Regions from separate parts of the Mus musculus genome. Here region 2 is linked to region 1. A link is a loop called in an ENCODE intact Hi-C map of the cell type or tissue named here. Cell type or tissue: heart. All regions are shown on one strand. Links, peaks and the distances in the headings refer to the core of each region. The heading gives the core; the rest is flanking DNA.

Region 1 (15,952 bases), core at 4,079-12,078:
CAAATTCTCATATTTTCTAGAGAATCCTTCTTTATATTTGCTTAAGTGAACTTGGTTCATCTTGAATTAAGAGGAACTTAGCATGGTTTGAATGAGAAATTCTCAATGTCTCCAAATAAATTCCTAAAGGGATCAATTACGTTAACAATACCACAGTCAGCAAATTGAATGCCAGTGTTACGTTCTGGTGTGTGTTCTCAAAGGAAAGTGATATGGCGTCTTGTTGGTACCCTAGTAAATAGAGATTTAGTGTTTTTGACATGAGAAAGAATGTTTTTTAGGTCTGTATTATTTTTCCTAAAGACACCTGAGTAGGATTGTCTTAGCCTCTGTAGGAATGCCAATACAATATATTGCGAGGAATGACTAATAGTAAGGAGGTGGACTTATGCACTCAACAGGTCATAAGATGCCACCAACTGTGCTTAAGCAAAGTTTAAAGATGGCAACCATTCAATTATGCGGTTTTTCCCTAAGAGTCTTTCCCATTGCATAAGCACCAAGGATAGTACAAGTAGGTGTTCCATCTGGCATGCCAGCACCAGTAGCATCCTGAAACCCAGATGATTTTCCAGAGTACCCTTCCCTGACTCAGGTGTCCCTGGAGGAGGTTTCTGATCACTAACTACACGCTGCCATCATTTTTGTGGTGCTGAAAGAAAGAGAAAGCTATTACAGATTCCACTCCCATGGCTTTCCAACATCTCCACAATACCTCTTAACCGAGCAGAACTTCCACTTAGTATGTTGTAGTGTTGCTATTAGCTGTGTTCACCTAAGCCCACACTGGCTCTGGCTTCTCATATCAGTTGTAAAAGCCCTCTCTGGTTAATCAATGAAAAATTTCCCTCTCTAGATGGAACTTCTTGGCAGTTCATGGAAGAGTGAAAGAGGGGATTCTTATCCTCTCCTCTAAAGAGGGAATAAACATCTCTTTTATTATTAGGAAAAGTTACATCCCTAGGTGATGACATATTAATCCCTAGGAATGTACAGGGGAAGTGCAAAGTGATATGAGGCCTTCTGCTCTAATTAGCATTGGTTACATGGCTGGGAAACATGGTTCAAAATTACCTCCTAAGCTAGAACCAATGCTGCCACCTTTTGACCAACTTGTTCCTATGCTTAATTGTGTAGCTTCTAAAGAATAGGACTATCATTAATCCACCTCCACTCTATAACTAACCGATAATGTGTAGAGAGACACGAACCCAAGCTCTTGGATATATTCCCCCCTCCAAAAAGAAATCCAATATTTCAAAGGACAAAGGGTCCAAAAAATTCTTAAAATAAAAGATCTCTCTCTATATGTATTGAACATGTATTATGAAGTTGGACACACTGAACTGTTAATGTATCTCCTTTTCCTAGCTGACTACATAGAAGAACCTGTAGCTCTGAAGTTCTCTCATCCTTGTCTGGAAGACCATAATAGTTACTGCATTAATGGAGCATGTGCATTCCACCATGAGCTGAAGCAAGCCATTTGCAGGTAACTGCAAAGAACTTAGCAAGTCTTAGACATGGGAGAAGGGGATGCACACAGCACAGTTGCAACTGTTCTGTGTTGTCCACTATAAATAGTGCTTGACTGCCAATAGGTATTGTACTTCCCTGGGAAAGCCTATTTCTCCCGCTCTCAGCATTCCTTAGCTACCCATAGTTCTTCATATAGGGTTGAGAAATCATGAGACCTACCTCAACCCTGGTCCACATTAGCTTCTCTCTTGATGTTGTCCTTATTCAAGTCATGTTTAAGTGGCCATGTTGGGGAGACCTCATGGGTGTCACTTCTGTCATTTCTAGGAGACACAGCAAATTTCTTCTTCGTCTTAAGTACATTGGAGTGCTTGGAGGGAGAAGAGGAATGGGGTAAAATGATGTAATTATATTATAATCTTAAAAATAATTTTAAAACAATAGAATGATGGAAGGGCAGAAGGGGGAACACTGCTTGATCTGAATGTGACTGGCCATTGTATTTGAATATTATGACATCTTTTTAAATAAACTACTTATTCATATTACTCAACACCATAGTTCCCAGACTATTGCACGCACAGACCGGAAACTTGTTTGCAATGCTGACTTTAAGATCTACAGCTATGAAGTCAGTATCTGCATTTCTAACAACATACAATGGCACCTCTGAACTTACACAGGTTTCCAGGATGAGACAAATTCCCATGAGAAGAAAATCCATTCAGGAAGATAAAGTCCTGGAGCTACCATGACCTTCTCACCCCACACTGACTGGCTCAGTTTCCTGACAAGCAGTCTGCCTTTCCCTCCTCACAATGAGGGAACACATGAAAACTTACTGAATAGACTGTGCTAAAGTGCAGGCTGTCTCATTCATGGACTGGCTTCCTTGTGCCTTAGCAAATGTCTCTTTTTCATCCTTTGAAATGTGTCACTCGTTGGTACTTCTGTAGACTTTACAGTTGCATGCTCTTTTCTCTCTTTAAAGATGCTTTACTGGTTATACGGGACAACGATGTGAGCATTTGACCCTAACTTCGTATGCTGTGGATTCTTATGAAAAATACATTGCGATTGGGATTGGCGTCGGATTGCTAATTAGTGCTTTTCTTGCTGTCTTCTATTGCTACATAAGAAAAAGGTATGGAAAAGACAAATCATTCAGTTGGTTGTGTGTGTTTACTTGACAAATATCTATTGTTTGTCAACAATAGTCCCTATTGTTGATGTGTGTGTCTGAAAAGACCCTCTGTGATATTTTTGGTGCCTTTTCATGAACCCAGACAAGTGCTTAAAAGAAAGAAAGAAAGAAAGAAAGAAAGAAAGAAAGAAAGAAAGAAAGAAAGAAAGAAAGGAGGGAGGGAGGGAGGGAGGGAGGGAGGGAGGGGAGGGGAGGGGAGGGGAGGGGAGGGGAGGGGAGGGGAGGGGAGGGGAGGGGAGGAGGAAGACACACAGAAAGAAACCTTTCCAATACAATTAGAACAATGCAAATTTATAGTTTTCTTTCCTCTTATTTATGTTTGCCTGAGTCAAAGTTAAAAGTGGGAAAGATAGCAGGCTTTTAGAAGGCAGAGATTAAATACATCTTACTGATGAGTAGACATTTAGTGTACAACAAAGCATAAATATTGTTGAGTAAACAGAATGTTAAGAAATGAATACTAAATGAATGAAAACATGTGACACACATTGACCACTTTCTCTTTAGCCATCAAGTGAGTTATCTTCAGCAATATTGTTTAGTGTTAGAAACCCAATACTAAGAACTCAATCTACAAAACAAGTTGATATTAGTTACATATATCCCATATTATTTCTAGTTTTCCCACACTGGTTATTTCTCATTAAATCCACACAACTAGGAAAAAAATCACAATTTAATGAGAGTCACATTAAGAACAAATATATTTCTACAATAATATTCATATTATGGTACATTCACTATTCTCAATAAAAAAAAAAAACAACTAAAATTCCGTGACCAAAATTAGAAAAGTTTGTTTTGCTTAATAGATGTCTATCAGAAAGAATCAAATATGTGTTTGATTAGCTTTATGCTGGTCGACTAGATGAAGAATAATAATGAGAAAGAGAAAGAAGAAAGCAAGGAGAAGGAAGGAGGAGGAAGGGGGAGGAGGAGGAAAGATCTGTATACAGGAAAGATCTGTATACATCCATGAGCCGAGCATGGAAAGTCGGGCTCTCGAGAAGATCTGGAGATGGAGATGCTCACGCGTGTGATGGTGGAGGTCGTGTGACATCTAAGACAAAATGTGTAGTGAGCTAATGAAAGAAGACAACATAGCCCAAAGCTGCTAAGCAAAGGTGGGGCTTCAGCTCCAGTGCTGTCTCAGCCTGATTCCACAGGGAGAGATGGGGTGTGAATGCCATCATACTTGGCTTTAATACTTCATATCAGTCAATCGTGGGTCAGGATGATCACAGTGGGGTAAAAATCAGGGTCTCACAATCTCTTAGAAACTTGTTGGTAAGGCACTCTGTTGGTCCTGGGCAATCCTCTAGAGCAGGATGCTACTGTGCATGGGTTACTTTCTACTACTGAATAATGCATCCACCAGTAGATAAATGGCATCTAAGTAGAGTACCAAGGGCAACTGCTACAGCAGCACACTTGCATGTGTAATCCATCACCATCAACACACAGCACTCTTATGGAAACCAATGTTCTCTCTGTTTTAGGTGTATAAATCTGAAATCACCCTACATCATCTGCTCTGGAGGGAGCCCATTGTGAGACCTTATAAGACATAGTCATCAAGCCATTTGTCAAAAGCCACAGGGAATCCAATGGAGATCTTTGGATGATACAAAATGTGATAAGCTAACTTGAAAATAATGGTGGTTTGGGTCACAATGCAGTAATTGACCATTGGTTCTTAGCTTTGGTCATCGTTGGGTGCCATGGAAGCTATGGGAATGAGCTACAGTAACAGAAGCCAAGTTCACTACCCTTCTTTGGGTTTGCTGTTGGGTGGTTGTTGTCACTGCAGGAAGATTTGTTCTATACTTCTGACCATCTCAGATGTGAATTTTCATTTTAATTGTTTTCTACTACACATCAATCAAGTCCAAGTAATGCCATTTCCGGGTTCTTCGGGCACTCAACATTTTGGGCCACCCGCCTCGATGGACCTAATAGCAAAGTATCTGTCCTTATGGAATTTCAGGGAATTTGGTATCAATTTTTAGATGAAAACAGTGAATGTCTCAGCTCCTTGAGTGAACCAAAGATGCATTACACCTAAACCACTAAAAGAAAATGGAATATCCAAGGCAGCATAAATCCTACCCAGCTGGTGACAACAGTTTGCAAACTTCATTCATGTAGTTTGGAAGAAGCAGATAAATTCCTGAGGACTGAAAGTCACCTGGACAGCAGATCCAGAGCAGGCAAAGTAGCTGTTCCTATATCGACCATAAAGCCTGTGTGGGCTCATCTGTCCCCTGATGTTTTTGCCTATCATCTCAGCCTTACATTGGAAGACTCACACTTGGTATCCATCGCTTGAACTGAAGTTCGACAATTCACCTAATGACTAAAAGCTTACAATTGTTCCCAAAATATATAGGAACAACAGCATGTGGAATGTAACCATTTTTTGACGTGTTGATAGCATATTTGCACATGGGTTAAAAAAAGAAACAGTCGTAGAAATACTTATTAGGGAATCAGTATCCCTCCTTGGAATTGCTTCTGCTACATGATTCAATCTTGGGCAAGTCTCTTATATTCTTTGTGGTTTGGTTCCATTCTCTACAAGACCCATGCAGTTCCAAAATTGAACTCTAATAGAACTAAAAAATACCTCCTATAACTGCATGGCAGGCAAGATTATCCTCAATGCTTCCATCCTCAGCCCCGTTTCTAACCCTCAAATACCCACGAATATTATCCTTACTATATATTGTCATGTTCAGTTTGTAAAATAATAACTTATTTTGAAAAGAAATAAAAAATGAAATTACAAAGCAATAACAGCTACTGTCTTTTCTTTTTTTTGGATTCAGTCTAGAACCATGGGCTTATTTCTTTTTTCTCATAAGCAGAACAACTTGATCTTGAGATTAATTAAAAGAAAAACCAGACTTAAATATGGCTACAGTGATAGTCAACCACAAGAGCCATGCATATAAGCTTTTCATCCCCTCTTTAAGAATACAGCATTCTGCTTTCCTTTGAAGAGAAGGAATTTCCTTGTCTTTGTGTTTCCTGCAGAAGGAATGGAATGCAGCTGCTTTCCATGTCAGCACTTTCTGCATGTGCAAGGTTACATCACGCCAAGGGGTGGGGAGTGCTGGTTCCACCCAGTGACTCCAGTAACCACACCTAGAAAGCTACCTCTTCCTGAGCATTTCAAAAGAGGTAGAAAAGCTGAGGAGAGTCCAGGAAGAAACATTGCAGGCCTACTTTCAGTTGACCAAGGACTTCCTCTTGAGGAAAGGCAAGAGATACCGTAAATGGTCACCCACATTTACTGTCTGTAAGTGCTTACATGTTTCAGACATAATAACCTCAAATTAGAACATCAGAAGTTGACTTCCAGATAATCAAATCAAAATGTTAACCAAAACAAAACAACCCCTTCCCTCCGAAAACCAGTAACACGCAATTCAATCTTCTTCACTCACAGAGAGCTATTTATTAACACTATAAAACACACCGAGCTAAACAACACAAAAACCTAGACTAGAATTTATGAAAGTTATCTGATTATGAGCTTCTTATGATCTAACAACAGGGGTTGCCTTTTCAGAAAAGATTCTCTGACATACCCATGGAGCCGAAGGGACATCTGGCAACATCTGTGCACATACAAAAAGCTGAAATACGTATACAATAAGATTCTGAGACGAACAACTCAATAAAACCTTTGCCTCAGAACTATGTTTTCAGCTATGTAGGTGGATCATCAGTGATGTGTTTATGGTGTTTGTGACAAAACCAGTCAGTCCAAGAAATTGAATTTCCTTCCATTCTGCCTTTGCCTCCTGCCATGTCTGCCTCTATGTCAGTTCTGTGAGAGTACATCCTTTGGTCAGCCACATTCATAAGTACTTCATTATGTACTTTAGACTATGGTAGGGGTGGCGCAAATCCTGTAATAGTACCCATACAAAGCTATTAACTTTACAAAAAAAAATGATTTACAACAGCTTGTCACTGTATCCCGAGTTAACTTTTCCTATAATCATGTTTTCATAGGATGAAATTATAAACTGACCCGTCTTTTAGAATTTCCTGCCACCATACAGATCTAATCCTTCAGTTTTGACATATTCACTTTGGTGATGTCAGTAAGATTTTCCTTCATTATATTTAATTGAAAAACAATGTCTTATGAAAATAAGACAAACATCAACAATTTAAATTGTTGATGTTGAACACAAGGACAGTGCTCGTGTGCCAAAGACTTGTGAATAAACCAACTAACTTCTTGACGTTACAAAATGTTACATGCTATCTTGCGTGTGATATAAATATTGATAGCTTGCAACCCACACATATGGGAAGGGTTACCAGAAGCCCTATTGCAAAATACCACTCTTTCTACCTTACATCATTGACTGATGACATCAGATAGGAACTTCTGCCAAGATGCAGTGGAAGTGTTGAAATTGAATTTGTCAGAGTCTGGCATTGCTAAGCTGGGTGAGTCCACATTTCTGTCCAAACCTTTGGCACAGATCTATCCAGTAGCACATTGAAGAGCATACTTTTCAAGTTCTGGATGATAGTTCTGTTAATTATTCAAATCAATCGGTGACCTTGGGAGACTCTGAGCAACTAGCGACCCATGTTCCAGTCTTGAGAAGACCCGTGTTTTAAAAAAATGTGTTCTGTTGTTTTATTTCACTTCGCTCCATAACCTAAATGAGGGAATACCTGCTGCTTCCGAAGAAACAGCTCATCGGGGGTAGGAATTCGATTACATGATAAGGAGTTGGACAGCCTCGCTCAGTCCAGTCTTATCTCAACACCTTGTGGCCCTTCATTCTCGTTTTTGTGCCTCAGATACAGGAGCATAGATGTATGTAGATTGAAATGCAGTTAAGATCAAAGGCAAGTAGCTACAGCTAACCATGTGGCTTGTCCTCAGGGAGTGGCTAATGAGATGCCAGGATTAGTGGTGGGTCTGTAATCTCAGCATTTAGAAGGCAGAGGGACAATCTCAAATCTTCAAGGCCAGTTTGGGTTACTTATCTAGACTGTCTTAAAGACAAAAAACAAAAACAACATCAACATCAACAACAACAACATCAACAACAACAACGTCAACAAAATTTTAAAAATTAAAAACAACAAATCATGCTGTAGATCTTTTTTTTGGAAAGAATGGCATCTCTATACTTTTAAATTTGCACAAAGGTATTGAATCAATATAAAGTTCTTTAACAAATCAAGGGAGCATACTAGTGTCCTAGCACTGCCATTTATAATCATTTCCAAGGCTTTTAATTAACCCAACAGACACACATTTAATTGTGCAGACTTGTTCAAGGACACACAACATTCAGCTCTTTCTCTTTGCCATAGCCTAGGGGATCTCTCCCGACAGGGTATGGAAAATTCATATTCTTGGTGAACCTAGAGAGGTGGCCAAGTGATCTACAAATGAAAACCAGTTCTTTTCTTTATAATAGACATAATAGCCTTTGTCATGGACCAACCACAGAAATTCCCTACTGTCATCTTCAGATTAAGATGTGCATACCAGTGTCAGGGTGGGGCCAGAACAGGAGAGAAGAGCCTGCCAACAGGAGAGTCCACAGACTGGAGACTGGAAACAAAGCCTGGCTTATCCTCAAGACTCAAGGGATAAAAGGATCACTTGAGAATATTCCTCGTTGATCTGTGGACAAGTGTCACCTGGCACTGTTAACTTCCATGGGTGCCCTTGACTGAGGTTGGTGATCAGAGACAAGAAGTAAAGCATCCAAGCTGTCAGTAGAATTCAGTAGACCCCGTCTTCCTCTCCATTACCTTCAGTCCTACCCTTATCCAAATTGTTCCTTAGAGAAAAATATTAAATTTTGATGGACTTGATTAAGGCAACAATTTGAGATATAAAAACAATATCTGTGTCACTCTAGGTACAAGGCTTCTCACGCAGTCCTGGGGCTGCTTAACTCCATGGAGTCCTTTGGATATGAAATTCTATTAAATGGCTATAAGAAAAATAAAAAAACACTCTGAGAGTTATCAGGAGGATCCCACCCACAGACATTATCTCCTTTGGCTTCCATGTGTTTGTTTTACATCAAGCCCACATTTAGAAGCCAAGGTATTTTCTAGTGAAGAGAAGGCAGAAAACTGTCTTGCATAGCTGTGGTTAGGAATGCTTGCATCCTCCAAAGCTACCGGCCCCCAGGGCTTAAGCTGCCAATTCAAGGTTCCTAGGAGCCTTTAAATCTGCCAACTTGGTTGTTTGGATTAGTGTTATGGTCTTTCCTCATCTTAATTTAATTACCAGGAGGCCTGTAGAGGGCCCTGTTGCACTGCAAACCTCACAGGGCAGAGAAAAACCTCAGATCAAAGAGTTGCCCAGGAATGTACCTGCTAGGAGAAGCCACACTCACCTGGGAGCTGGCAAGGTGCCAGCTGATGACTCAGACACTGCCCTGCCCACATCCCTAGCTGCTTCCTGCTACAATACATGCTGGGTGTGTCTTCTCAGCGAGTTAGCCTGCTAAAGTCACCTCCCAGTTCAAAGCCTGACACCAGCTTCTCCCATCCCCCATGCCCCACAACTGATATAAATATCTTTATTAACTCCTCCTTTCGACTGTTACCCTTAATAATATTAGTCAATTGTTTTTCATTAACTTACTTTATACACAGCGCCCCTCCTCCCTGCCCAGTCTCACCCTCATAAATCCCTCCTCCTGTTACCCCCTTCCCCTTGCATACCACTTCACCTTGGGACATCTGTTCATAGCAAGACAGTCCAGCTAGGGGAAGGAGATCCAATGGCAGGCAACAGAGTCAGAGACAGCCCAGCTCCAATTGTTAGGAGACCCACATGTAGACCAAGCAGCATATCTGCTAGAGATGTGTAAGGGACCTAGGTCCAGCCCCTGCATACTTTTTGATTGGTGGTTCAGTCTCTATGAGCTCCCATGGGATCAAGTTGGTTAACTCGGTAGGTCTTCTTGTGGTGTCCTTGAACCCCTGGGCTCACTTATTCCTATCTCCCAGTCTTCCTCAATACTCCCCAGGTTCCATCTGATGTTTGGCTGTGGGTTTCTGCATCTGTTTTTATCTGCTGCTGGATGAAGTCTCTCAGATGACAGCTATGCTAGGCTCTTATCTGCAAGCACAGCAGAGTATCATTAATAGTGACAGGGGTTGGCTCTCTCCCATGGAATTGTCATTAACTTTCTTATCTACCCAAATTTTGGTAAAAGTCACAAGGACACAATTCCAAGGCCTCTTATTACTGTGGATTCAAATTCCTGTTCTCATATTGCTTGTTCATTCCTTTATCAAGCTATAAATGACTAGAAGACCTTGCAAGCAGAATTTTCTTAAGTAAACTAACAAACGTAACATATTTTCCGCCCTTCATTGCTGACTTCTTGAGCTAATACGGAGGTGCAGTTGTCCCTACTCTCTTCACGACTCACCTACCCCTTTTCTTATGCTCTGAGAAAACTGTTAATGTTTAATCAAGTGATGGAGAAATGATTTTTATTCAGTGCAACAAATTTGGCAGTAAATTGGCCCAAACTGGTCTAGAAGGTGGGGTTTAGTAATGGAGTTTGTATTTGGAACACTTTTGAGCCTGGGTTTGACTCACAGCTCAAATGTGAGGAAATTAGCCTAACCTGTGCTTGTTTTAGTGGCAAGAAGTTGGTTAAGAGTTCCCTAAACACTCAATAGAAAGATGGTGCCATCAGACTAAAGGAAGTCTATAGGAGACAGGAGAGGTGGTGCCATCAGTTGTCCTGCCTTGAGCCTGAAATTATGCAAATACCATAGCTACCACAAGCACCAGAATCAGGAACTGTGTGCTGGACAGACAGCCCCTTCTGCAGGGCAGTACCAGTCCCAATTTCCTGAGTGGTAGGTAAGTAAGCATGCTAGCTATCAGATGCTTCTTAGAGCTCGGCAAGCATCCATTCTCCAGTGTTTTGCCTTTGCAGGGCTAAGGCAATATATAGAACTTTGCCAGAAATGATAGTTGCTTGTTTGTTTGTTTTTTTGCATCCCAGTGGCACCCTTTCTGAAGATCGCTTAGATTTTTCCATTTCCCTCTGCCGTGTGTAAAGGTTTAGGTTGTGTTTTTCTGCATACCTAAGTTTAGGTGTCAAACAGAATATTCCATCACCTTCAATACTAGGTATGGCCTTTAAAGGAGAGGCCGGGATTTTAACTAACTAGAGCAGTGAAAAATCAGCCCTGGAATTTTTAGTAGCATTCTTTATCAGAGGCCACTTTATCTCTGTCTCAGACTTTATTCCCAAACTAGCAGAATGAAATCTTAGGTTTGTGAAACACCAGCTACGTAACTGTAGTAGCCTGCCTGAGGATGAGCAAGCTGTACGGAGAACAAAATACTCGGCAGTGCACCATAAGAGAGCAAAGGTTTATTTTGACCCATGGTTTCAGAGAAACTTCTGCCTATCTTGGAGGAGAGGGCATGGCTACAGGAGTGAGTGTGCCTATGGCAGTGTTGGTGGTCAGAGCACATGGTTATGACTCTTCTCGGGGTTACTGAGAGAACACAAGAGAAGCAGCCTGGTCCAAAGGACCATCCCACTTTTGTCACCCAGAGCCCACCTACTAACTAAAATCTTTTGAATTAACAAATGAGCCCCTTAAGCTGGGGACTGTGTTCAAAATGCATGCTGGGGGGATTTCCAAGTCAAACCAAGGCAGAGTCACTTAGTCCATCCAGACATGGAAGTTCTAGCTGTGACCTTGGACTATAGATGCATCAGTTGTGACTGCAATATTTCCTTCCTCCCAGATCATAGGATTCACTCAAAGGTTTATATGGAAAGTACATAATTTTTTGCTCCTTTGAGGTTTCATAAGGTTCATCTTGTCACATAGACTCAACTTTGTTGTTTGGATTTTTTGCCTTTGTTTATTTGTTTAACAAAAGCTCAAAGCAATAACAATTTCCAGCTCCAAAACAGCTGTCCAAGTTTCAACGTGATCAAGAAAATACAGGTATAATGATATGAAAGACTTTCGAGTGCTGACCAATGAATATGGCCCTTCGTTTTGACCTGCTAGAAGACCTGGATGAACACTGCCCTCAGCATACCACAGGCAAAGCAGTGACGTATGCATGTTAGATGTTTGCATGAGTGCTTTGCAGCTAGGTTTTCAAAGGGGAAACATCTCTTGTAATCGTATAAATTGGTAGGGATTTTTATTTCTGGAATATGATCTGCTGGATACCAATATGCATCTGGGATTTCTTTCTTATGCATTGCTTCAACTGCGGAGGTCCAGCAGTGTCTGTACACACGGATACTCATCTGTGACTCACAGCTCTGATGGGGCAGTCCCAGCCAGGCCACTCCAAACTGAATGTAGACATTAAACTGCTGCTTCCAAGCCTTGGCTTCAAGGCGCTCTCAATACATCCATCCAGTGAATGGGTGTAAATATTAAAATGTATAAAGATAGCAAAAGTTATTTTGAATTCAGGTGATTTTATAATAAATTAGGAATAGAAAGGCATTTGAAAGCTATTCTAAACACTCAGGTGTAGAGGAGCATAATCATTTCTCAACTCTCAAACAAAAAGTTAAATATTTTTCTGTATGAATTGTACTAATAAAACAGTAACATCACAATGAGGGATTTAAAAAAACAAGACTGAAGATTGAAAGTGAACACAGTGCCTGTCTTTACAACACAAAAGCTTAAAAGTTAATTTAACAAATATAGATTTTTAAGATTGAATGTTCAAATTAACTATGTAGATTTTTATTATTAATAACTTAATTATATATAGTTTGGAAGACTTTTTATGTACTACTTTGATTAATGATATTTTAGCACTCCAATTACTTGAATATCAGTCTTGTCAATTTCTTGTCTAATCCATAAATAAATTGTGAGCAATTTCTATCAGATATACTATAGTTACTTTAAAATCAAAATCCCTTATTGATTCTGAAACTCTTTAAATTCATGTATATTATAGCTAACTTCATGGAAATATTTTCTTGGAAATAAAAAGCTATCCATATTTCTTGGCTTTCTTCTAATCAAAATCTGTAGATCCTATTTAAGAATTTTTTTCTTTCTTTTTTTTAATTTAAATTTTTTATTATGTATTTTCCTCAATTACATTTCCAATGCTATCCCAAAAGTCCCCCATACCCCCCCCCCACTCCCCTACCCACCCATTCCCACATTTTGGCCCTGGCGTTCCCCTGTACTGGGGCATATAAAGTTTGCATGTCTAATGGGCCTCTCTTTCCAGTGATGGCCTACTAGGCCATCTTTTGATACATATGCAGCTAGAGTCAAGAGCTCCGGGGTACTGATTAGTTCATAATGTTGTTGCACCTACAGGGTTGCAGATCTCTTTAGCTCCTTGGATACTTTCTCTAGCTCCTCCATTGGGGGCCCTGTGATCCATCCAATAGCTGACTGTGAGCATCCACTTATGTGTTTGCTAGGCCCTGGCCTAGTCTCACAAGAGACAGCTATATCAAGGTCCTTTCAGCAAACTCTTGCTAGTGTATGCAATGGTGTCATCGTTTGGAGGCTGATTATGGGATGGATCCCTGGATATGGCAGTCTCTAGGTGGTCCATCCTTTTGTCTCAGCTCCAAACGTTGTCTCTGTAACTCCTTCCTGTTTAAGAATTTTAATCTTCAGACTAACATAGTTTGGGTTTCACTTGCCTTTGCTATTAAGCTGGAAAGAACGTGTTCACCACTAAGATAAGTTATGTTTCTGTAAATGCTCTTGAGCCCTGGAGTAATCCAGGGTAAGACGAATTTCCGTGATGTGCTGGCAGCCATGTTCCTATATGTAGCTGCTGTATGGATGGCTCTCAGAATCTATCAGGTAGAGGGGATATGGGCAGAGGATTTTCATTAAAATTCAGATTCCCAGGTTTCAATGTGGACTGAGACAATCAGAGTGCCGTTAGGCAAGCCTAGGAACTCACATCTTCAATAATAACACCCCCTCACACACAGTTATTCTTAGGAACACGCTGTTGGAGGTATTAGGTGACATACATAAAAAAAAAGAAAAATGTTATTCTCATTACAAGAGCAATATTACTCAACCTCTCTTATTGTTTAAAATTTATGTTTTTAAAATATAAAAGAAAATCTGAAATATTTAGCATCCTACCTAGGCTTTCTAAGAAATTGCTTCTAAAACATCTTATTTGAAATTCATGGACAGAACATTGATTGAAAAGCCAGCCACAGTAGAATTTTGGCTTCAGGCTTCTTTGGCAAATATACATATTCTAGATTATTGAATAGCAATATGACCCAAGCAGGAAGCATAAAACTTATTAAAGCTAAATTACATGTTATAGTTTTTCCTGTGTGTCAGTCATGTGCAGTTCCTCAAATTGTGGCTACCACAAAACAAAACCCAATATAACAAGATTTCTGTCTAGTATATGTGCCATAAACAGTTCCTTTTTACTATAAGGCAAATAAAATGTTTGGAAGTTAAGGCTGATGCCGAATCCTGGTGTGGGGACATGCACAAAGGTCTATGGTTTCTTTTTAGCCCATTCATTTTAGTAAACTGTTTTTATTATCTGTGGTATAATTCAAGCAACATCTTCTCAGAGGCATAAACAGCTACGCAGATAACAGAGTGAAAACTCTCAAGCACTAAGTGAAAGCCCTTGCACTTGAACAGTCCTGCTTCAGTGAGAATCACCATGTGTTGTGAGCACAGTTTGCCCTAATAAACCGAAACACCAAGGGTTAACCATGGTTCCCTCATATCCCAGAAGCAAGGGCTCCACGCTCACACAGAACACTCTATGCTGTGCACTGACTACAGACTTAACTGTTGCTCCACTGTGTTCCGACATCACCTAAAAGATCTGTCGTCCTCTGGTTTGTAATATTCACTTCACCCCATTGCTTGCTAAAAGTGTATAATTTTGTTTCTGATTTCACAGGGGCTTACAGGTAAAAATTTGCTTTGATCCTTAATGAAGACTTTGAACTGAGACTTTTGAATAATGTTGAAACCATTAAGATTGCAAAGACCCATAGAAATGGGTGAAATGCATCTTGCATTGTAAGCCAGGCACAGACTTTTTGTGAAGCCGGGAGTGGACTTTTCATGACAATGTTTAGGTGTCAACTAGTCGAGGAGAGGTGTGGTGATTAATTTTTATCGTCAGCATGACTGGGCTGAGAACACTTAAGAGGATTGTAAGATATCCTATAAGTATGTCCAAAACTGAATTTCTAGACGATAATAGGTCACGGACACTGTGACCTAAGCCGTGTGCCGATCCCTTGGTGGATTAGTAACGCGATGCTGCTGCTGCTGCTGCTGCTGCTGCTGACATACTCTGATGAGTAGGAGGAGTCTATTAGAGTAAGCAGATCATAGAGTGTGCATCCCTGGTGACTCCCCACACGCTTCTTTTTCAGTTTTCTCTCCACCACCATGAACACTCACTGCCCCATTCATTCCCTCCCTTGCACACAGAACCCTTTGAAGCCCTCTGAAGTAAATCTTTCCTCCCATAGATTGTTTCTGTCATGTATTCCTCCACAACATTGCAAAAGGAATTTGTGCACAAGTGTCTCATCTGTATGATCAGTAGTATAATCAGTGCTTCACCTTTCCAAGGAATCATTGGTAGTAACTGACTTCTATTTCATTACAAAGTTTCCCATTAAGACTAATAATGCATGGCTGTCCTTCTTAGCAAATCTAAATGGGAGAATGGAGGTTTTATATTTTTTCATTTCTTAAAGACAGAAAGTTTAGCACGGAAAATCTTATGAGAATATTTACAGCAAGAATGAAGAATATGCTCTATAGGTTACAAAAGAATACAGGGTGAGAAATACCCCATGTAAGTGGGAAGGAGAATAAAACAGATCAGACATCTGTTGATAAGTAAAAATAAATAGAATTAATAATAATAATAATAATAATAATAATAATAATAACTAAGCATGATCTGTGGCAACACATGAAAGTTAGCACCGTGTTAAGATGGGGGCACAGACAACTGAGGCAAAATTCAGAAAAAAGTTTCAAGTGTTAAAAGGCCTTGTTCAAAACAGGGATGGAAAAGTTTGCTTAGAAGAGATCATAAATTATAAAACTCAAGGGTGAGTTCCCTCTCCCTACTGTTGGGCATTTCATATAGGGTCCCTCCCTTTGATTCCTGAGAGTCTCTTACCTTCTAGGTCTCTGGTGCATTCTGGAGGGTTCCCCCAACCTCCTCCTTCCTGACGTTTCCTGTTTCCATTC
Region 2 (15,952 bases), core at 5,405-13,404, 270 kb after region 1:
CGTGCCCAAGTAGATCTAATGAAACTCCAGAAACCATGGTCTCCCTTGGGCTCAGGAAATGTCAAGAGCATTAAGTTTCGAGAACACTAGTTCAGAACAAGCGCATGCTAAAGTTTTAGAATTTAGCTAATAATTTTGCTCAAATATTTTAAAATACATTTTAGTAGTCTCTCAAATATTATAAATTAGAAATCTGCTTGAGGTCTTACCTCCTTAACTTTATTATTTTTGAAGTATGAATAGCTACATTCAGTTGACTCCAGGCCTGATTGACTGCCAGATGGAAGAGAAGAAAACAGAGAGTAGTGGTCAGATGGTCTTTTCCCCTGGCATCTGCTGTGCAAAATCTTCTAGAGTGACCTTCCTGGCCACAGTGAATGGCGTTAACAGTACCAGACTGCAGGCTTTTCTTTCTCTTCCCCTCATGAGCTTAGCTTTCAACCACTGTACTCTCCTTTCTCCAAACTTAAAATGAAAATACTTGCTTACTTGCCTGGCAGACTTGTGATGGACATTAAGTGTGAAGTGCTCAGAACAGGGCATGTAGAAGCCCTTTGAAAATAAGCACTTCAGGAGCTCATGGTGGTCTCTGGAGACTACAGAAGCACATGGTGGTCTCTGGAGATAGAACACTGGCCTTTTCTGGGACACAGCAGCAGATCTGAGGTCTGAATGGAATTCTCTGGAAGCCCTGCCCAGCAGGCACATAGTTGCACATTCCTGTTTACCTGGAGCTATGTGCTAGAATAACCATCATGTGAAATACCTGTGGCCAAGTTAGAAGGCTTTACTTAAAAGTTGAATTGAATTGTTCCTTTTTTTTCTTTCTTTCTTAAATAAAGAAGTCATAGAGAAATCTTCTGAGCTGCTTAGGGTGCTGGCCTTATCGTGGCTGCCAAGGTGTTTCTTCATCTGGAAAAGCCAAGTTAATAGAAGGCTGCTGTGGTGGCCATCATTGCAACAGAGCCATGATTTCTGTCTCAGAGAATGGACAGAGCAACAGAATGACACCAGTGACTTTGCACAACTGTTATGATCTCTGGATCTCAGCACATCGCTTCTGACGAATGACTATTCGAGTCACTGTATGTCCCTACATAATCACCACAACCACTTCACACTGCCGGTGTCCTCCCCCAAAAGACATGTGTCTTTTACACAAAAGTGGCTGAGACCCAACTTCCAGCCAAACATGATAGCATTTGTACTTGCTACAGTATAAGACAAATAAGATATATCTGTGATAAAACAGAACTCCTAGAAGCAAGGGCATAGTGGACAACATCGGTCAGGGTAAGATTCCTCCTTCTCATGACCCACTGAGATGAGGAAGGCCATCAGTTTTCACATTTTTGTACTCAGGGGACACAGCCCTTCACACATCCTATGAACTACCGGTTGTCCCATCAAGAATGCCCACGGAGCCACTTTGGGATCTAGACTTCAGGTGACTCACTCTTTCATGTAGGTCTCCTGTAAAGAAGATAAACTAACCTACAGAAAACACACTGGATTTCTACTCACTCCACCCAATAGTAACTTTTAGAAATTCTAGCCCAACCTAAAATTCTCGTGATGAATGGCTTTGCCAGGTATGGTGTTGGCTCTGACAAAACCTGAGTAAGAGCCTGCGCAACGGCCACTCCCCACCAAAGGAATCAACATGCAGAAAATGCGAAAGGATGATCACTCTGTTGCTTACATGACACAACTTCCCTCTAGACAAATATTAGTCAATCTGGAAAGTTTTCAAAAGAATCCCCACCTTCACTCAGGGCTACCAGTTTGATAGCAATCACCCATATCGAAAAATAAAATAAAATAAAATAAAATAAAATAAAATAAAATAAAAATAAAAATAAATTTAAAAAACCAACCAACCAACCAAACAAACAAACAAAGAAAACAAAAGAACAGTGGCCAGATTCTACATATTTGCCTGGTCTCTCAAGTTAGTTAACATAACTATTTACTAAGGGTTCTGCAAAAAATAGCAAGAAGGTATGATGTTCATAACTATTGCTCTATGTAGAGTCCAAATAAAAATAAACAAAACCATCTTCTTAAAAATCTAAGTGCTGATAAAAATAAATGTAAGTCACTTTCAATAAAGTGAAGAATGAGTACTTAAGTGATTTTAAAATGAATTAATATAAAAACGCACATATAAGTTATATTAAATAAAAGGATATATGTAATGTTGCTAAATGATGTAACCTATCAATAACGAAAATATTGGGGAGTTGTAGACAAACAATTAAATTCTATATTGTAGATAATTTTTTGTTGATATATATGATTGAAAATGTCTTAAAAGAAAGAAAATATTCTAGGCAGATGCAGAGAAAAATACCTGTGATAAGAAAACATTTGTTTCTTAGGTAGTCATGGTTAATGCAAAAAAATCAAGTGTAATATGAGAAAACTTAATGAAATATAGAAGTTGATCATGGAAAATAACTGCTGTAAATGACTATTAACCAGTCAATTTTCTCAAAATGCAAAGATGCATTACTACAAAGTTCATGGTTATTCTACATACACTGAACCTTGTATTCTTGGTATGTACAGTCTAGAAAGGATTTGGCCAAGCTAACAGGCAGTAACATAACCACAGTGAGCAATGCAAGGCATGCTCAGAGCATATAGGATGCTCACCTTGCTACTCCAGGTATACTAGTGAAGGAGACTCCTAATGATTATATATACCACCTTGGCGAAGAGCTAGCAATTGAAGCAAACAAACAAAGCAGATATTCAGTGGCTGACTGGGAGGCACACACTTAAAATAAGATACTAAGGATACTGAGATGTTAAAGGAGAGATATTTCCTTATAAGGTATAAAGAAGAGCATATAGATAAGAAAGAGCATAGCTCTGCATCATAAGTAGTATTTTTATACAAGTTTCTTTTCAAAAAATTGTATTGCATTTTCTGTGTGTATGTGTGTGTGTGTGTGTGTGTGTGTGTGTATGTGTATGTGTATTCATATTCATCATGTGTCCTGAGGCTCATGTGAAAATCAAGATGCTTGTAGGCATCAGCACTCGCCTTCCACCACTTTGGTCTCAGGGACTGAACTCGGGTTGTCCGGTCAGGCTGGGTGGCACGCAGCCTGACCACTGAGCCATCTCACCAGCCCACATGAGCTTCTCTTAAAGGAAAAGGGCGCAATAGTGATTATGTCAGCCCTCTGTTTGCAGAAGATCTCTTACTTTAAAGCAAACATAAACCAAATGCCAAGTGTGTCCTGTAGTTAGGAAGAGACCAGGCAGTTTGCAGGTCAGAGCATACAGAATCCCTCATTCCACGGGGCCCTGGGAAACCGTGGCCACAGGGATGTGTGTAAGGGGGAGGTGTAGTGGCAGCGTGAAAGGGATTATGTCTTGTATCTCACATCACAAACTAAGCGAATGTGACCCGGTGACACTACAGAACTCCTGCCTCAGATCTGGCTGACCGAAGGGAAAAGCCAGCTTCAAAGAGCAGCAGAGATCTGTTTTCTTGGTCCTTTGCAGAGGATGATAGATGAATGACTATGATCCTTTAATCCATGTCCTGTATAGCAAAGGTCTAACCCAAACCTCTAAATCTAAAGGCGCACTTGCTCCCTTCTTTCTGCCCAGTTTCATTGGACTAGGCTATGCTTGCTTTTTTCCCTGTTCAGCTAAGTGAAGCCCTTACTCCACTTCCAGGCTGTTGTGGAGCCTTTCTCCCAAGCAGTTCTGTCCCTTGCTACATGCGCTAACCTAACACACCTCAGTGTGACTGGCGCGTGCGCGTGCGCGTGCGCGTGCGCGTGCGCGTGCGCGTGTGTGTGTGTGTGTGTGTGTGTGTGTGTGTGTGTGTGCCTGCCTTGCTATCTCTCTAATTCCACTGTGCACCCACAGAGCCCGCCGCAAAACAATAGTGCTCAGTAAGCATTAGTGGACTGAGAGGCTAGGGAAGGAAAAGGGGAAGTGAGAAGGGCAGGGTGGAGAGAAGGAAATAGGGAGGGAAGAATGGGAAAGGGAAACAAGGAAACTAGAAATGTCCCCCTGAAACCACAGTCAGTGCAACTTCCTTCCACCCGGAGGGGGGTGAATGGGACAATGAATGGTGCCTACCAGCTAACTCTATATCAAAAATAAAGAAGATATTAGCAAATCTATTCCCTTACATCCTTGAGGTTTTTCAAAAAAAATTTTATAAACATTTTTTTAAATTTTTTGCAAACAAATCACCTTTTATTGGAGGGAATTAGAAATTGAAATGCATGCAGAACAAAGGTAGCAAGCAGCCTGGGCAATGGCCATGCCCCACTGCCATTGTTGCCATCCCCATGGAGGCCTGGGTGGGGGTGGGGATGGGGGATGGGGGATGGGGATGGGAGTCGGGTAGGAGGCAATGCAGATCTATGCAAGGCAGAGTGGGAAATAAAGTAACAGGCAGGAAGCTATTCTTTCTCTTTGACTTCTAAGGGATAAATGCAGTTTGATAACTCATTAAAAAACACACAGCTCCCAGACTTTCAATTGAGTACTGGAAAACACATTCTGACACTCAAACCGTATTTCACATGGGTCACGTGCTACAACTGACTTTAGCTGTAATGTTGGAAAATCTGCAGCTATATTGAGTAAATTCCTGGGTTCACTTCTAGAAAAGCATTCAGTCATCAGTCCTGAGGACTGTGCCTCCCGTCATCAAATCCTCGCCCACAGCCAGAGTACCTGACATAGCCCAAGAGACGAGCTGATGCTTCCTGAATGAATGTCTGCACATTGCTGCCTTTCCATTAACAGAAGATGAAGCAATATAGATAAGTAGCCCTGCTCTCCTGACGGGTGAGATGCACCCGCTGACTCATGAGCATCCGTGACTCCTTGGTGGACACCAGATGCTGAGCTGTTCTCGGCAACGTTGTTTATTATGCTTTCATATTAGGAAGTTAAAACAGCAAAAGAATATTAATATAATAAGCCTTGGACATGAGAGTTAAGCCCACGCACAATTTAGTGCTTGTTAACAGCCTGTGACGAAGGCAGAAATCATCAAAAAAGGCAAGTCATTAGGTTGAGAGTGTAATTGTCAACAGAAATACTATCTCCTCATCTGCTGGGCATTAGTCAGCGGAGGGACCTCAGCAGTAACATTCATCTTCAGAGGTCATGCTAATGTTCTGGGGGAGGGCAGATCTCCAACTCAACCTCTCCTCCCCTCTGCTCCCCACACAACCTAACATCATTTTTACTAAAGAAATAACAGGCTTTGGGGAATTATACCCTGCCCTGCGGCCTATAAATGCCCAGCTACAACTTCTTGATTCTTTCCTTTCTCTCCTCCCCGGTCCCTGAGGAAGGTGAGTCTCTCTATCCCTGAGCCACATTTGGATGACACCCCCCCTCCCGCCCCCAGTTGTCTTCCTGTTCACACCCAGGCCTTCTGGTTCAAACAGGTTCACCTCCCAGCAATGCCCGGGCACTTGCCATCCTTACAGCTCCCTGGCCCCGCCCTCTTCCATGGTTCTTCCCTTTCTCAGACTTTCCAGAAGAGAAGTTAACTCTCTCCCCGCCCTCTTAGATCACCCCTCAGGTAGTGAGTGGCCCTCTGCCCTTGAACTTACCCATTCACTAAATGCTACAATGACTGACACTGTTGAAAGCTTGCAAGCCTGTTGGCCACTGAACTAGTCACTCCAGATCTCATTCTGGGTGTGACTCCGCTCAGCTACAGACCCTGCTTTCTCTCTGCATAGCCCCATTGGGCAGAGGTCCAACTCAACTCAACGTCGCTCTCTCACTCTGCTCGGAGACAATGACTGTTCTCATGTGTGTGTGTGTGTGTTTGTGTGTGTGTGTGTGTGTGTGTGTGTGTGTGTGTGTGTGTGTGTGTGTTTTAAATCTGTTTATGTCTGGAAAAACCCATGAGGAAATGTGATACTCAATAAAGATAATGATAAAGATATTTTAAAATGAGAGTTTGAAGAGAGGTACCCCATGGGTAGATAAAGTTTTTCCCAAAGTCATAGGTTACTAAAGGAGTTTACCAGTGTCTGGGTCCTTGTGAGTTGTTAGCCAGGGAGGCCATTGAGTTACACAAACAATACAATCAATTGCCATTGCTGTTAGATGATCATCAGAAGAGACACTAAGAACCTAATATTGAAGAGGCAAAATGCCTTGCTTGGTCAAGGGATATAGAAATATCAACCTCTATTTGTCTGGGAGCCTCCTTCTTGCTGGCTAGCTTAGATAGTTCCAGACGGTGCTATACTGGCTGCTGGGGAGAACAAATATCAACAGACTTAACTTTGCTGTGGACCCTGTTTGCAACCATACACATTGGCACAATAATGGGATCCCTGTTATAGTGAAAAGCCATCCACTTTCTTTTTTTTATTATTATGTATTTTCCTCAATTACATTTCCAATGCTATCCCAAAAGTCCCCCATACCCTCCCCGCCATCCACTTTGTAATTGGATTTGATTCCTGTTCCTCTAGAGGGAATGCACACATAGAACTATAAACCTAATTAAATGCTGATGAGGACACAGACACTACAGGGGAAGCTACAGCCTTACCTTTTGCTAGACGGACATGACATGTCTGTTAATCTGCCCTCTAAATAACTGTGCAGGCTCACAGGTGAGTACTGCTGTCAGCTTTTGTCAGAGAAACTTCTCTTTGTCGTGCTCAGTGATGATTGCAAAGATCCGTAAGTGGCCAAAGTACTGGGAATAAATGATTATTGGATGTCTAGACAAAAAAGGAGCAACTGTACAACCCCCAACAAGGCTCAGAGAATATTACAGAATGAGCTGAACGAATGAAAGAGCAGAGGGGTTTATGGAATTCTGACTTCTGCTCAGGACGTGACTTTTGCCCTACTTTTTAGAAGATTTATATTATTTTTAATTATGTGTATCAGGGTATATGGGTGTGAGTATGTGAATGCAGGTTCTTACAAAGGCCAGAAGAGTGCTTTGGACACTGGAGCTGGAGTTATAGGTGGATGCAACTCAGCCAACATGGGTGCAAAGAACCGAAGTTGGATTTTCTGTACGCTAGTGGCTGTTTTTTACTGCTGGAAACTGCTGGATCATCTCTCCAGGCCCATCTCAACTGCAATTGCCTGTGTAAGATCGGCCCAAGATGGAGCCTGTTAGCAGTTTGTCTTGGAAGAGGTAAGGGCTGACAGGGCCTCACCTGCTCCTGAGGATTCATCATGGTCAATGGTTGATACAGAGAAAAGAATATTTTCTTCAGTGGTGTAGTCACAGGAAGTTGTCTAGGTTCCTGAAAATCAAGCATCACCCATGCTCTGATAAACCATCCTAATAAAGCATGCAAAGAAGACAGGAAAGATGGGGGGCACCTGCTTGGGAAGAAGGAGGAGCGACAGACACAGTCAGGAATAAGAGAGAGAAGCTGGGACAGACTTGATCAAAATAAATTACATACATGTATAAATACATCATAATGAAACTCATTTTAACGCATCATTAATAGATACTAATGCAAACATTGACAGGGATTGGAAGATGGTTCAGGGGTGAGAGTGCTTGCTGCACGTGCATGAGGACCTATGTTCCCATCCCCAGTAGCCAGCCACGTCAAAACCCAGGCATGGCTATGTTCTGCTATAATCCCAGCACCTAGGGAGAGGAAGGCAGGAAGAGAGATGAAGCTTTGCAGAGAGAAATAGAGAGAATCCCATACCTTACCCTGTCCTCCACACGTGTGCAGGTGTGGGCTCTTGTGTTCCCACATGCACAAACACTCTAACTCCATACACATAGAAAAGCATTTCTAAAAGTCAATTTAGTCTTTTTTCCAATGTAGTTCAATTATTCACCCTTCTGCCTTCCTTTTAGGCATATTAGCTTAGTCCTGAGTCACCACTGTCTTACAGATATACATCAGCACTTGGGATAGAGGAAAAATGATGAGAAAGCAAGTCCTGGTGGGTACAGAGAAGTTCAGAGCATGGGCTTGCCTTGAACGTTATCTTTAAATTGTTTAAAAAGAACAAGAATTAGATGCATTTCCTAAAGGTTGTATATGACACAGTAGAAAGATAAATCCCTAATCCACAACTTCAAGTCCAGCGACTAATATTATTTAAGTATGTAACATATAAAAGCATTTATTTATTTCTGCAAAGGCTAAAGTATGAGTAATTAATTAATAAGTCTAAGAGAAGTGGTGGAGGATTTCTTACATGTTAGGAACGCCCCAGGAGTACAGGGAATAAACCAATCATGGGTCCTGTTCTCATGGGACAGATGACCCAATGCCTAATAACGGCCAGGAAGAAAGATAAGACAGTATATGAAGAACAAGGGGCTGGAGAGGAATGTGTTGGCGTTTGCTAGACAAGTTGGTTTTCTCATTTGGAGTCTGAGTGTCCCCCCAAAGTCCCATGAGTTAAAGATTTGATTCCCAGGCCATGGGTGCGTTAAGAGAAAACAGTTAAAACAGGACTAGGTAGAGCTGTCCTCTGTCTCTTGCTCCAGTTGATCACCTCAGATTTTGCTGTGGCAGCTGTTTCCTGAGAAAGGAGCTTACTCGGGAAAGATAGCATCTGCTGGTCTCAGACTCACTGTGTAACTTAAGCCAGCAATCTTCCTGCCTCATCCTCTCCAGTAGCAGATGCAGGCACATGTGACCATGTCTAATTTATGCAAAATTCTGAACACATAATTTATGCAAAATTCTGAACACAAAATTCTTCTCATTTCCCTGTTGCGAGCTGGTTCTAACATCTATGCTTTGGCTTATCCCAGGAGAGCCAGCAGGGACACGAGAGAAGCTGAGAGGAGGAAGAAGGTTCCCACCTGTCTAGAGGCTCCAGACTCTAGGTCTGGTTAGAAGCTTGCTCACTGTTTTGGGAATCTGATTCTTCCAAAGCCCCAAGTCTTCCCCCTGGTGTAGGCAAAGGCTCCTGCAAGTGGACTCAGCTCTTGTCTCTGCCTCTTTGGCTTGCAGAATCTCCCATTCTTCTGAGTGACTGACTGGTAGAAGGGAGCCTGTTTCTGCCTATAGTCAGCCTCTTTCCACTCTCCAGGCATGGGCTACACAGCATCTGATTCACTCAGCCGAGGACCCCATCTCATAGATCTCTCAGTGGGCCTGACCTCCGTTTCTAGAGCAAGGTCGGAATGATAGACACTATTGTCTCCCCCAACCTCTAAGGGAAGGAAGATGAGACCTCAGAGAAAGTCCATTAGATTAGCCCTTCAAAGAATTCTGCTGGGCAATAACACATTCACACCTCACCTGCACCCTGCTCCCATCTATGACTTTAACAGTGAAACGGAATGGATCTTAATGCACCACCATTTTGCTCCCAATCTATGCCTCCAAATGGGAGGTCATCCTGGCATTCAATTGCAAATTTGGTACCAATTTGTATAGGTGCTTTGAGCATACCTGTAATTTAGCAGAAGTGGAGCATCTCCACGATGAGGAAGAGGTCTCCTCTCAGAATCTCTAGAGGCTGGATAGTCCCATCCTCCCGTTTGTCATTCATGATCTGTTTCTCTTTCCTTGATGCAGTCAGCTGCTATCAGTTTCTATCAACTGATTTACAGCCTTTAAGAAAAAAACAAAAAACAAAAGCAAAGCAACAACTAACCACAGGTGCATCCTAGAGAAAGCATCTGGGTTAAAGAATATTTCCACATTAGACAATTTACCTCCCGGTTGGTTCACCTGATGCCACTGTCCCTGTAATTAGCTGGGATCATTGCACCCTCTTGTGGTGATTTCTAAGTGCTGCAGAACAGGATCCCATGAACTTCCACAATTCACTCTTCAGATTGCTGATTCATTGTGGTTTTGAATGGCATTAACTCTTAGCTACCCTGTGATCCAAGGAATTTCAGCCAACACTTTGCCTGAAACTAATCTGAAAATCCCATGTCAATAGCAAAAATTCTAGATTTTTACTATTTCTTGCTGCTGGCAGATTAACACAATAAGTAATTCTTTCTCAAAACTAATTATCTCACCTGTTTTTAATGAAACCCTTGCTTTTAGATAATTATAAGCTAAGCTGCACCCATAGAAAATGACACAGAGATTCTGTGTGCTCTTTTCCCATAGCTGCAAAAGAAAACATTTTGCAAAGCTTCAGTACCACATTAAACCCAAGACAATGATGAAGGATGAAGATGCAGGAAGCTCATACCATTGAGACCTCATCATAGCCTCCACCTTTCCCCTCTGCATGCACCTCATAGCCTCCTGCTTCTGCCTAATTTTTTCTCACCTGGCAATCATTTATCTTCTCTACTTGTCTCTAATTTTGTTATTTCAAGAATGTTATCGTAAAATGGAACTGTGTGCAATCTTCTGAGATTGGCTTTCGTCCAAGCTGTTGTGTGTAACAGTTCATTGCTTCTCATCACTGAGTGGTGTCCCACGATGTGGGTGTACTGGCATTTATTTTACCACGTTCTTGGTGACGGACATCTGGATTGTCTCAAAGCTGTTGGAAACACTGGTGCGTAGGGTGTTAGAGGGACATATGTTTTTAAGAGGACATGTCCATGAAAGCAATTGCTGTTTGTCACAGCAGGTGCATATTTAGCTTCCAGAGCAGCTATTGACGTTGTATTACCTCTCCACTAGTATGCCTATGCTTTCTTCCTTGCCCCTGGTGCTGATAAGGAAAGGGTAGAGATGGTACTACCACCCCCTCAGCCAAAGAAGGCATGGAAAAGATCAGCCATAGTGCTATCTCAGTAGAAATCAGGAGAGCAGTGATGTTGGATGCTGATGCTGTAACGGCTGCACTTACAAAGAAGTCTAGACCTGTGACCCGGAAAAAACTACTCAAGGTGCTATAACTTCTGCCCATGGGGACAAATCAGCAGCATCACTTCTGATGCAGTGACTTAGGTTGGAAGAAAGGACATCACCATAGCACCAGCCTTGATCTTTCCAGTTGTAAAGGTTTTAGACAATGCTGTAGCCATTACAATGGGAGAACAATAAATATTGAATAGAGGTGGGGAAGTAACAAAGTAACAAAAAGTGATGTTACCGTTGCAAAGACAATAGATATAAAGGATACATATTTGCACTAAACAAATGAGGAGAGGGCATCTTAACCCTGCACTTTGTTAGCAGCAATCCAAAATGATGCAGGCACAGTGAATGTCTCAAAGCCATAGAAATAGAATTGGCATGAAAAGACAAATCTCAATTCTGTGAGTATTTATTTATATAGGGAGGCACGGACTGATGTGTGTTCTCCCATACATTCTCAGAATGTCACCAGAAGGCAGAAGCTACCCTACCGTCCACCAACACAGGAACAGATGAACTGAATGTGAGATATGGATATGGTAGAACATTACTAAATCTTTAGAAGAGAATTTGACAACCTGGACAGATCTGGGGGGCTCTGTGTTATGTGAAGCAAGGAAATCGCCAATTGGTACTTAGAATTCCACTCATGTGAACAGAGCAGTCAGCTTCACAGAGAGCAGAGTGGTGGTGGCCAGGATCTTGGGTAGGGAGCGAGGGGAATCACTGTGTAATGGACTCAGAGTACTATTTTTGCTGGATGGAAAGAGCTAGTGGAGTAGAGTGCTGGATCATAGAGAGATAAGAAGCTAGCAGCATTTAACATCATTGACCAAATGTAAATATAGTGAAAATAACAAATTTTGTATCATATGTATTTTACTACAATAAAATGAGAAAATCAGATATATTTGCATGTGGTTTTCCAAGGTTTGCAGCTTGCTCTGTTCATCTTTGTGTTCTTCCCCTTGTTAGTGCTGTGTGGATGGTCAACTGAACCTACACAATACTGTGTGAAGTCAGCACAATGACTTTCCCTTGAATTTCCTTCTTTGAGATAATTTTAAATATTCCAGTGGGGGATTATTTTTTTTTCTTGCCTCCCTATATAAATTCTAGAATGCTCTCATCAATGTGTACCAAAAAGGATCTTTCTGAGTTGTGGCAAGAATTATATTAAATCTTGACATCAATTTTGAGAAAACTGCCATATTCACTCATCATCCAAGAGGCTTCCTCCGGCAGCAGGTGGAAACAGATGCAGGGACCTATAGGCAGACATCAAGAGGAGGGTCTAGATGGGATGTCGCCATAAATCCCTCCCTTCAATTCTGCAGAAGAGGAGGTGGAAAGACTGTAAGAGCCAGAGGGGACAGACACCAGGAGAACAAGGCCCGCTGAATCAACTAAGCGAAGTGTATATGAGCTCACAGCAATGGAAGCAGAAGGCCCAGGGCCAGCATGCATCTGCACCACGTCTTCTGCATATACATTATAACTGTTAGCTTGGTGTTTGTATGGGACTCCCGTGTGTGAGGATGAGTGGGCCTCTCATACTTGTGTCTACTACTCAAATTCTTCTCCTTCACTTGGGCTGACTTACTCAACTTCCACATGAAGATCTTTGCCTTATCTTATTATATTTTACTTTTTCACATTAAAAAGAAATTTAAAAGCCTTGACATTAGTTTTGAGAAAATTGCCATCGGTGTTCTCTAGAGCCTTACAATCCATGAGGCTGCAGTTTCTTCATTTACCTGGATCTTCTCCACTTTCTGGGTCAGCATTTTATAGTGTTATGTATATAATGCCTGTGTGTTTTATTAGAGAGTTATGATCTTGGGGAGTCATAAGTGTAGCTTCACACACTACCTTGGTTGTCAGTGGGACTCTACCCTGCCCTGCTTGTCTGAGGGGGAGTGTGGCTGTTGTCTGAAAGTACTGTGTTGTTCAGCTGCCCACCTCCTGCCCCTTTGGGGAGAGCACAGGCTGCAGCTGGAGCCTGCTGCTTGGTTTTATGGTTTGGGCTGTATCACCCATACTCCTGGGCTGCCAGCTTCTCCCAGTCTCAGTCTAGGATCAAGGGGGCAAAGAAACAAACAAAGCATCAACTTAATCCATCTCTAAGACTATCCTTGGACCCCCCATTTCTGCACAGTGTGCTGTCTTCTTATCTTTCACCCTTGATATGTTGATTGTATCTAAATCAATTGTTCTCAACCTGTAGGCTGGAACCCTAAGCAACCCTTTCACAGGGGTCATCTGAGACCATCAGAAAACAAGGATATTTACATTATGATCCATAACAGTAGCAACATTAGAGTTATAAAGTAGCAATGGAATAATTTTATGGTTGGTGTCACCACAACATGAAGAACTTTAATAAAGGGTCCCAGCATTAAGGTTAGGAACCAGGGATCTGAACTGTCTTAAGTTTAGGCTATGCACAAAGCAGGAAAAATAGAGAAACATCCACCAAACCATAGGTGCATCTCTGGCTTCCTCTCTAAGGAAGGCTCTCCAGCAAAGTCTCAACCATGGCTGAGGATTTTCACAAACACCCTCTCTCCCTACTCCCTCTCTATTTGTTAACATGTGCCTCTAGCTTTCTTGGCAAACTCTGTTGACATCCCTGCCTTACAAACAAAAGCAAGAAAAGCGTTTGTCACTGCTTAACAATTCATCTCCCAAAGTCTATTTTAGTTGGGGAAACTGGGGGTCCTGATTTTGTTTTTAAATTCCTACAGTCTGTGTCAACACAGCTTGGCATTGGCCTGCACAGTGTCTGCGAGGTTAGGCTGGTGAGATAGGTTTCCAGTTTCGTCACAGGGGGAGGGGCCTCCCCATGTGACTCATGCCTCCTCTCCAGCCTCCATCCCTCCTGTGTGAAAGGGCAGTCTCATGCTATATAAGATGCTGCAGGCCAGTACTGCAAATTTTCTCATTTTTCTAGAATCTTATTTCTCCAAAACTCGCAGTTCCTTTTGCTGGAGACTGCTATTAGAAGCCAAGATCTGGGTTCTGGCTATGCTCATCGAGATGGTATTTTTTACTTCGAGGACCTCACAAGCTCTGATGCCGAGTATGATATGTGTGAACACTCATGTATATATGTCTGTGAACACGCCATCTGTATTCATGCTGAACCAGAGCTAATGCTGATGCCAATCTGTCATTGTCGGGATGGTTCCTGCCTTTTTATTTTTATTTTTCTCTACATCTGTGTAACCTTGAGCTCCAGTAGGGAAACATTTAGACCTTTATGCATTTAGACCATTATACATCATGTATGTATACATTATACATTGTATACATTTTGGCTGCCTACGATGTATCAATGATTGCCTACTACCTGCTCTAGTTGGAGAAGACAGAGCACTGAAAAAAATAGGCAGCATCTCTGATGTTGTGGAGATTATTCTAGCAGCCAGTTGAGGTAAATAAAAACCCACTTCTCACATCTGTGGTTCCCACTTGCTTTCTAGCTCAGCAATATAATTTATAAATGTTATTCTTACACTTATATATTATTGTTTTCAGCCAGGAAGTGACTCAGAATGCCTGTTCAGACTTGTCACCAGAAATGGAAATCAGAAATTTTTTTAAAACTTAATTTATTTAAATTTCAGTTCATGAAAGGACCCTGGAGCCACAGGCATCACACACAAACTTACATGTCTTTGCCCTCTGGCATACTAGATTAACACTTACGCTCATCTGGATATCTGTGTGTGGCCTTTCCATGACTCTGTTAAAGACATTCACAGCCCCTGACGTAGAAGTGATATTATTGGAACAAAAATGACAAGGGAAAGGCAAAGTCTTGGTGCTGGGAGGAAGGGATCTATATTTGACATGAAAACAGACTTTTAGTAACCACATGCGGTGATTGACTGGAAACTCGGAAACTATGTCAAAACAAAATAGAAGAGACGAGATCGGGGAAACCTATCCATCATGCCCTCTTGGGTCCTCTTGGTGTCCCTCAGCTTGGTTTCATGCTCCTAAGATAGGAAAGAAAAGATTCTGGCAAAATGGGACAGGGTGTGAGGAATCGCTGAGTTGGACAGAGGAGAAGGTAATCAGAGCTCCCCTGCTGGCTGCTCAGTCCAGTAAGTCCTGTGGAGACCTTCACAGTAGTCCTGGATCCTCAGAGAGTCATCTTCTCCATCAGGGTTCTCATCTCCTTTCCCTGGGCTAGGGGATTCCTCTCCCCAGTTCCCTGGATAAGGTTTGTGCATCCTCAACCATCCCTGAGGCTTAATGAATGAAGCCCATTAAACTATCCTGTATGGGTACCACTAGGCTGCTCTCAACTATTCCAGACAGGAATCGAAACAAACTCTGTTCCCATCTCTCAATGAACACTGGAGATGTGGGGCTGTGAGCCGTCCATGGGTGTCTGGGCAGAACTGGATATGCAATTGCATATGTCAGTGTTACATAGGCATGTGCACGCAAGCACACTCTCCTGAATACACATAGATACCTTCTTCATCAGACATAGAACAGACTTAGAATATTTAAGTATATCTATTTTGCCTTGTTATAAATAAGGCTTTGCAGCCCAGTGTTAAAAGAATGAAGGCATACACGGACCTAGAATATGTGCTTCCTGCATTATACCCTGAGCCTACCAGTGGAGAGCAATAAATAGTTAAGCAGCCAGAAGCAAGCACACAGATGGGAAAATCCTGCATCCTTTAGAAACTCACGAAAGCAAATTGCTTACAATTAAAGCCTTTGAGTTCTAGGTTTAGCAGCCTAGACAGCAAACCTTTTAAGGAGTCTAAAGACTCCTGGCCATAGTGGGTGCCACTATGAGACGTACAAGATGCCAGGGTTCAGCAACAGTCCTGGCAGCAGGGCCAGGGCAGCCACTGTAGCAGCTGAGCCAAATGGATTCTCCCAAAGAAAGAGTTTGACAGGAGAGATGTGAGATGTCAGACCCAATAAAAGCCAATCTGCCAGGACTCTACTTCTGCTAACTCTGAGCTAAAAATACCAAGCAAGCATCAACAAACCTACACACCTCATCCATCTCTGTCCGGGATGGAATGCCAGCAAGCCTTCAACCCCTTCCAAGTGGCTGAAGTCAGCAAGCCAGGAGAGAACGGAGTCTTGGACGTCAGCTTTGCAGAAAGATTTACTGA

What was found. Hi-C counts contacts between places; a loop is a spot of excess contacts. Peaks named below come from ENCODE experiments on the same cell type or tissue, not always from the same donor. Only the 100,000 strongest peaks of a DNase experiment are listed, where the experiment ranks them.
Region 2: it touches region 1 in a loop (6-fold over the local background); 14 of 42 quality-filtered maps call a loop at or near these places.

What each region holds. Positions count from the first base shown.
Region 1 is chr5:91,029,737-91,045,688 of GRCm38, forward strand. It overlaps Epgn (epithelial mitogen), which reads left to right. Exons shown (of 5, transcript NM_053087.2): 3 at 1,372-1,492; 4 at 2,471-2,623; 5 at 4,183-5,476. The coding sequence ends at 4,237. Among named protein-coding and RNA genes, the nearest start is that of Epgn, 10 kb to the left of the region's middle. In heart, for the core only: a CTCF peak has its summit at 8,978 (motif pointing right); no DNase peak of the experiment used is centred there.
Region 2 is chr5:91,298,341-91,314,292 of GRCm38, forward strand. No RefSeq gene overlaps it. Among named protein-coding and RNA genes, the nearest start is that of Gm19619, 23 kb to the left of the region's middle. In heart, for the core only: a CTCF peak has its summit at 9,751 (motif pointing left); no DNase peak of the experiment used is centred there.